Regions from separate parts of the Mus musculus genome. Here all the other regions are linked to region 1. Evidence: chromatin loops called from intact Hi-C (ENCODE). Cell type or tissue: heart. All regions are shown on one strand. Region 1 holds the start of Lrfn2 (leucine rich repeat and fibronectin type III domain containing 2). Region 2 overlaps Lrfn2 (leucine rich repeat and fibronectin type III domain containing 2). Region 3 has its middle 9.8 kb from the start of Gm30475.

Region 1 (2,500 bases):
GCCGGCTCCGCAGGGCGCCCGGGCTCCTTGGCTCGGCCACGCATCCTTCCTGGCCGGAGACAGGCTCACGCTAAGCGCTCCAGCTGCAGCGATCCAGCGAAGGCAGGCAGATGGTGGCCTCGGACCATCCACGCGGGGAGAGCCCTGAGCAGCTTATTCAGTTATATCCATGGCATTTAGCAAGAAGAAGGGGCGGGAGGGGGAGTACAACTTGTGCTCTTCTCTTCCAGATTTTAAAAAAATAAGGGGGAAAAAGGATAAAAAAAGATAATCCCTTCTAGGAAGATGAGGGTAGGATTTTCCTTGTTGAAGAACCCCCCTGGCATCCCCAGGAACCTGCAGCCTCTTGGAATGTGGGATGTCTTCAAGTTCAGACCAGTCTGTCGTGTGTGTGTGTGTGTGTGTGTGTGTGTGTGAGCAAGGCACTCACACCCACAGGCACACACACACATACACTCCCCCGCACTCCCCGCATGCACACCACTGGCCCCCCCCACGCGTGCGCGCAAAGCGCTCTCTCTCTCTCTCTCTCTCTCTCTCTCACACACACACACACACACACACACACACACACACACACGCAGCGGTCGCACGCACGGATCTGTGAGGATGCTGTGCGGGTTATGCAGGCAGCTGCGGCCAGCGGTGCAGACAGCCTTAGAAACCCAAGGCGCCCCAGGACTCCGAGGCAGAGCGAAGCGCTCTGTCCCCGCCGGGCTCTCCAGCACTGCAGCCCCCAGTGGCCGCTGGCGGAGCTGCAGTAGCTCCGGACCCCAGATCCTGCTTCAGCCGGGATCCACAGCCCCGGAGGATCCTCGGTTCTAGCAGCGTTGGTTCGGAGTAAATGGGTTGGAACTGCAGCCCAGCGGGGCCGCGAGCCCTGAGAACCCCGAGGACCCGCTTGATCCGCCGCGCAGTGACACGACAGCTCCTGCGCACGGTTATCCCCGCGGCCAGGTCGAGTCCGTACTGCCGCCTCTCGTGCAGAGTACGCCTTGCACACAGCTACCAGCCCGCCGCCTGCTGGAGGAAAATTGGACCGCGTTGGCTCGGGGCTGCGGGTGGGGTTGGTGATGGGAGGATCGTGCCCACCCAGCCCTGAACCCAGCTAGGAGCCATCACTTTGGCTCCTATAGCAACCCGTGCTAGTTGCACACGACACACACGACAGACTTTTCCTGAACATTTCAAGACTGTCTAGGCGAATGGAAGCTCTTGTTTGACAGCCCAGCAGACCATCCTCCTCCACCCACCCTCACGTGACATAGTACGATTCCGAGGTTCTAGATTAAAGCGAAATGTCTAAGGCACGTGGTAGGTAGCAGAGTAATCACTCTGGGCTGGTCGTAGGCTTAGAATCACCAAACTAGTTCAGCAGAGTCTTAGTGGCCTCTGGGCTCTCAGTGGCCAGTTTCTGGGGAAGGTAAGCCTAGGGTTTGAAGTGCCGCCGTATATTTCCCTGTAGAGGACATGAACTGGGGAATGCCGATGTTGCTCCAGCTCTTAAAACCAAGGGCAAAGAGCATGCCTCGATTCATGTCTGCTTTCGCTTGTTCCGTGCACCTGTCCCAGATACCCACAGGGAGGCACATGTGTCATGTGGATTATGTCTCTGTGGTCCAACAGTGGCTCGGCTAGACAGGGCTGTACAGAAGAACCTGTCTCTTGCCTATCTGGGCACCCCAGCTGGGTGCATACCTACTGAGGCGCAAACAGCGAGGGAGGTCTCCTGCAGGGCAGGAAGGAAACTGTCAGATTGGTACGCCACAAAGACCCTTGGTGACAAGCTCTTCCCTGCAAAGATTCTGGGTAGCCTGACAGAAAGGAGGTATGGTTAGGATGCAGCTCAGGGTGTAAGGGGTGGGCTGGCCCTGGAAAGAGGGAAGGTGACTCCAGGAAAGAGGCAAGCAGGAGCAGTGGTAGAGGTGGGAAAGAGAGGAAGACATGAATTGCTGAACCTGAGAGAACATGAAGAAAAGAAGGGGACACAGGGGCAGGAAAGAGGCACCTGCTCAGAGCATTCCTCTTTGGTTACCTGGGTTTTGCATAGTGTCATAATTAAGAACTATATTACTATAATGAACATAATAATTTAAAAATGAAACTAAATAGAATAATTTTTAAGGTGGATAGAGTGGAGAGGGCATGCAGTCTGAGGTAATGTCTGAATTCTCCCGATGGGGCGGGGCTGAAGGCTAGACTACTCTAAGTAGACTCATCTATGAAAAGATGGCACTGGAAGAGCAAGGTTAGGCACAGGACCGGACAGAGCTGCATTGAGAAAAGGAAAGATGTTAGAAAGACAAAGACAGAATGGAAGGAAACAATAAAGAAACACTGGGTGTGGGACAGGGCACAGCTAAGACCTCGTTCCTGGAAGAAAGCCAACACAGCTACTCTAAAAGAGACAGAACCCAGGTCCTGAGTAATTTAAAGGATAATTCTATAGGGATTGCCTCAGCATGAACTGAGTTTGGGGACTGGACTTAGATGTCCTAGG
Region 2 (2,500 bases), 100 kb before region 1:
GATCATCAAAGAGGGCTCACGATGGCCCAGGGGCACACAACTAATTAAAGCCGGGGTTTGGAGGGACGGCCAGGAAAGCATCTTCCCAGTCACGGGGTCCAGTCTTAAAAACACCATTGCGAGTTCACAGGGCCCCAGGCACTCGCCCCCCTCTGGCTCCTTTCTCCATAAAAACGTATTAAAAATGATATTTTATAATTTTATTTGTAGAAGGGTAAAGATAATCCAGATTTGACTGAAACATAAATGTTTTCTTCAGGGGCTGGTGAGATGGCTCAGTGGTTAAGAGCACCGTCTGATCTTCGGAAGGTCCTGAGTTCAAATCCCAGCAACCACATGGTGGCTCACAACCATCCATAACGAAATCTGATGCCCTCTTCTGGAGTATCTGAGGACAGCTACAGTGTACTTACATATAATAGATAAATAAATCTTTTTTAAAAATGTTTTCTTCAACCCTGAGAGTTCTGGACACTCTAGGAGCCCTATAAGTGCTGGGTTACTTAGAGGGAATTGGCCAGGGCAGTGGTGGCACACACCTTTAATCCCAGCACTTGGGAGGCAGAGAGAGGCAGATTTCTGAGTTCAAGGCCAGCCTCTGGTCTATATAGTGAGTTCCAGGACAGCCAGGCCACACAGAGAAACCCTGCCTCAATTAAAAACAAAAACCAAAAAACAAACAAACAAAACTTAGAGGGAACGGCTCATAGACTACTATCTGTTTTAACCCAGGCAAACTTGTATACATCCTTCAAAACCTCAGCTTAAACCTCCCAAGGCTTCTAGAGAAGGCCTCTTGTCCATCTTTCCTTGGTATGCCTACTTTCTACACCTTGCTCTTGGGCATCATTGTACTTGACTGTTTCCCCAACACCCTACCCGGACCCAGCTCCTATCAGCCAGAGCCTCAGGGCCTCAGAGCTGTCTACCCAGCCCTGTCTCTAGGAAGTGAATGATGTACAGCTTTCTCTTTCTTTCCTATCCTGGCTGGACCCCTGGGGATGTTTCAGCCTTGATAGGAAATGGCCCAGACGTTGCTTCCCTGAATCTCTTCTTCCTTCTTTGTTAATTAAAATCATGCATGCTGTTTGATTGTGGGGACTAATTGACAGCCAGGGCTAGCGACTGTTGTAGCACATTACATCTGTAGAATTCCAATGCTTGGCTGGAGCACAGAGTCAAGTCAGAGGCTGAGGACCGGGCTTGTGTTCTCTGAGTCCTTTCTCAAAGGCTCTTTTAAGAAGTCTGATAATCAGAAGGGCGATGTGTTTTCTAATTAAAAGCGGTTCCCTTTCTGCCCCCCACCCCCCACCCCCAGCTTTGTTTTGGCTTCCTTCCCTGAGTCAAGGGACCTCCTGGGAGGCTGGCTAAGAAGAGACTCACAGGCTCTCAGAACCTATGGCAATCTCTGAGGACAATGTGACCTGGCTGCCTGCCTCCAGCAAGGTTATCTCTATGCTTCCCTTGCTGGAAGCCCAGAGAGGTTAGGTGTGGCACACAAGGTCACACAGCTGGAGGAAGATGTTGCTGTACTCTGTGGTAGGCTGGAGCAAACAGCCAGTCACTGGGGACAAATAAACCTTGGGAATGATGGGAAGTATTTTCCCAGCATCCTCCAGTTTTCCCTGTGGGGCTGTTGAATTAGCCCTGTCTCTCTCAAGAACCAGACCCTTGTATGGGCAGCTAACAGTTGGGAGCTTGTAGCCTTAACCCACTCAGGACAGCCCTCTCTGCGGTCTGTACTCTGCTCTGCTCCTGTCTTCTGTTTCTCAGCAGCCATAGCAGTGACTCATTGAACCTCTCTTGCTTTGGGGCCTGATGCATCTCCATATCAGACAGTGCCACAGGCTGCTGTGTAGGGCACACAGGGTAGGGCATCCTCAGGTGAACTCCTGGAGGCCGTCTTCTCCCTGTAGGAATTAGAGTTTGGGGCTCCTGTGCACAGTCACAGAGAGGAGCCAGTGAACGGAGTCCAGAGGCCCTATGCACAGTCCTGGAGGGACCAGCCGGAGCCTTCAGCCTCAGCTGCTGCACAGTGTCATATGTGCCCTGCCCCCACATATTCCTTCTGCCACAACCCCCAGGATAAGGTCGGAGCCACTCTACATTGACCCCTTCTTGAGTTGTCAGGACAATTTTAGGACGTGAGATGATGACAGTATGCATTGTGTCGCACCGCCACCATGGTTCAGAAGAGAGTCTACTTACTTACTCTGAAATCCATACAGTCATTTATATCTCACAACAACCTAAAGAGTCAACACCATCACTACCTGTTTTACAGGTAGGGAAGCAGAGGAGAAGCCTCAGAGAGGAATTAACCACTCATTCACATAACTCAAGGAGCCAACTTGCTGGTCCACATTGGTTCTTTTTAAAGGAACCAGTCATTGTGGTAGCTTTATAGTGGATCACACAGTAGGTATTCACAAACACACTAAGGGTGTTAGACTGAATCCAAGACTGTGCCCCATGCCCACCACACCCCACACCCCTGGGA
Region 3 (2,500 bases), 250 kb before region 1:
GCCCCACAGTCTGCCTGTGTGTGTGTGTGTGTGTGTGTGTGTGTGTGAGAGAGAGAGAGAGAGAGAGAGAGAGAGAGAGAGAGAGAGAGAGAGAGAGAGATGAGAGGAGGGGGTTAGGGATACAGGATCCACTAAGAGCTGCCCAATATGGGTGCTGGGAACTGAACTTAGTTTTTTTTACATAACAGTACATGCTCTGACCTCTCCAGCCCCTCCACAGGATTTTAAATAAAGGTAAGACTGGATGACGTTTGTGGTCTGAGGGCTAATCAAACACTCACGTGCAAAGAGCCAGGCTTTAGAATCCGGTGTCTATGTCTTGGTCCCCCAGGAAGCATCTCATGTGAGAGAAAGTTCTAGCACAGAGGAAGGACTGGAAATGTCATGGAGGGTTAGGGAGCTAACCCATCCAATGCCAGCCTTCTCGAGAGTTCCATGGCTCATTCCCCATACCTGACCACCAGAGGGAAAGGGAAAGTCTAGAGTTCAGGGGCCAATGCCATGGTGGGGTCTTGGCCAATAGGTGCAAGGAAAAATGAGAGACACATGCTTCCTGTCTACTGAGTTGGGAGGGAAATGGAGGCACACGGGGACTTCCTGCCATTCTGAGGAGAGAGACGTGAGGAGGCAGCATCGAGGTACAGGGATGTTAAAGTGAGGTTTTGTGGGAACGCTTTCTGAGTTTCAGGTCCTCATGCACCTGCCTGGACTGAACGTCAATCTCTGGATCTTTGCCTCTTACACAGTGTAAACAATCAGACTCCTCTGTAGGACTCCACTAATAACCCTGCGTTCTGGGAATTCTGCCTCCCTCCTCCAGCCCAAGAAGGCTCCCACTACAGGGCACAGCCCAAGGAGCTGGGCCTACCCTCGGAGGACATGGCTTCAGCTCCCTTGCATCCACAGAGAAGCTCGTTTACAGCTGATATGTTGTCCCATTTCCCTTCCTCTTCCCCTTCCCCCAACCCAGACACTGGAAGGTTTGTTCCTGGGATGCCCCTGGACTTCCCTGCTGATGTCACCCTGCACCTGGTCACTAGAGGGCGCTAAGACCTCACTGCCACCCTTCTTTAATATAGGTGGACAGACTCCAAGTGGGGAAATCCCTGCAGGGTTCACGGGGTGACTAGCCAAAAGGTAGATGAGAATATATGCCCAGGAGGCTGTGCTTGTCACTACATTGGCAAACTACTTGCCTAGCATGCACAGGGCCTGAGTCCTGTCCCTGCACTGCCTAAGCCTGAAGGGGCAGACCACAGCTGCAATCCCAGCACTCCAGAGGAAGATGTAGGAAGCTTAGAAGTTCAAAGTCATTTTCAGCGACATGAGAAATTTGGAAATCATCCTGAGTTACACATGCCCCTGTCTCAAACAAACACAGAACTATAAACTGTCATAGAACTTTCAATTAAAAACCTATGGCTTATAGGACAGGATAGAGTAGAGGGTGGGACATTCAGGGGGCAGAAAGAATTCTGGGATAGAGCCAGGTGCTGAAGATGACCCCAGAAAGATGTGCTGAGACGGACACATGGTACCTGAGCATAGGTAACCAGCCACATGGCAGAATGTAGGTTAACATAATTGGGTTATTTTAAGTAATGATCTGATAAGAGAAGAGCCTAGCTATATGGCCAACATATTTGCAAATGTATTTTGAGTCCGAGTCTTATTTTGGGGAGCATGGGACTGGAGGAAGAATCAGACCTAACTTCTACAAAGAACATGTGCCAGGTGCTGACGGATTGAGAAGGGTGTGGGGCCCTGTGTACCATCCTTTCTACCTCCCTGCTACTTGGGCATCGGCTGCACATTCAGTAGGGGTCTCAGGGTGTTCTAGAAAGTTCCTGGAGAGTGACTTGGAAGTGGGCAGGTGAGAGAAGGAAGAGCATTGGAGAAGTTCTGTCAGTCGGAACAATCGAGCAGAGGCCTGAAGGCTGGGAGGACAGCAGCTGTCAGGTCAGACCGAGAAGTGGCCAGAGCTCATCAGAGTGGTCACTGTCAGGGCTCCAGGCTCTGCCTCTCTCTATTGTCTGCCTGAGGAAGGCTGGAGCATCCCTTAGCCTATGCTAAGCTGTCACTCACTGCATTCTCTCATTGTACCCTGAATGTCCTCTGTCATTTAGGTCATTACCACTTCAGAGAGCATCTGCCCTGAAGTAATTTGTACTATGTGTTTCTATGTGCACGTATACATGTATGTGAGTACATCCGTCCACATGTTCATGTATGTTTTCATATGCGTGGTGGAAGCCAGAGGTTCACAAGAGTATCTTCCTTAATAGCCCTCCACCCTACTTTTTGAGTCAGGGCTGCTCACCAAACCTAGAGCTCACCAATTCAGCTAGATGGCTGATGAGCAAGCCCCAGGGATCCAGCCTCTGACTTCTCTTTGCTGGGATCATAAGCATGTGCTGCCCACATCTGGCTTTCACACAGGCACCAGGACTGAGACTCAGGTCCTCATGTTTGCACGGTGAGTGATCTATCAACTGAGCCA

What was found. Hi-C counts contacts between places; a loop is a spot of excess contacts. Peaks named below come from ENCODE experiments on the same cell type or tissue, not always from the same donor. Only the 100,000 strongest peaks of a DNase experiment are listed, where the experiment ranks them.
Region 2: a loop joins it to region 1, with 2.2 times the contacts of the local background. A loop is called at or near these places in 4 of 42 quality-filtered maps.
Region 3: it touches region 1 in a loop (9-fold over the local background); 30 of 42 quality-filtered maps call a loop at or near these places.

Annotation. Positions count from the first base shown.
Region 1 is chr17:48,930,278-48,932,777 of GRCm38, reverse strand. Lrfn2 (leucine rich repeat and fibronectin type III domain containing 2) reads right to left here and starts at 196. Exons shown (of 3, transcript NM_027452.3): 1 at 1-196. In heart, CTCF peaks have their summits at 762 and 975; a DNase peak (open chromatin) is centred at 857; H3K4me3 peaks cover 1,263 bases; H3K27ac peaks cover 628 bases; H3K27me3 peaks cover 2,170 bases.
Region 2 is chr17:49,032,463-49,034,962 of GRCm38, reverse strand. The region is part of intron 1 of Lrfn2 (leucine rich repeat and fibronectin type III domain containing 2); the gene reads right to left. Among named protein-coding and RNA genes, the nearest start is that of 1700008K24Rik, 80 kb to the left of the region's middle. In heart, no CTCF peak of the experiment used is centred here; a DNase peak (open chromatin) is centred at 1,482; H3K27me3 peaks cover 927 bases.
Region 3 is chr17:49,181,202-49,183,701 of GRCm38, reverse strand. No RefSeq gene overlaps it. Among named protein-coding and RNA genes, the nearest start is that of Gm30475, 9.8 kb to the right of the region's middle. In heart, a CTCF peak has its summit at 1,041 (motif pointing right); no DNase peak of the experiment used is centred here; H3K27me3 peaks cover 1,902 bases.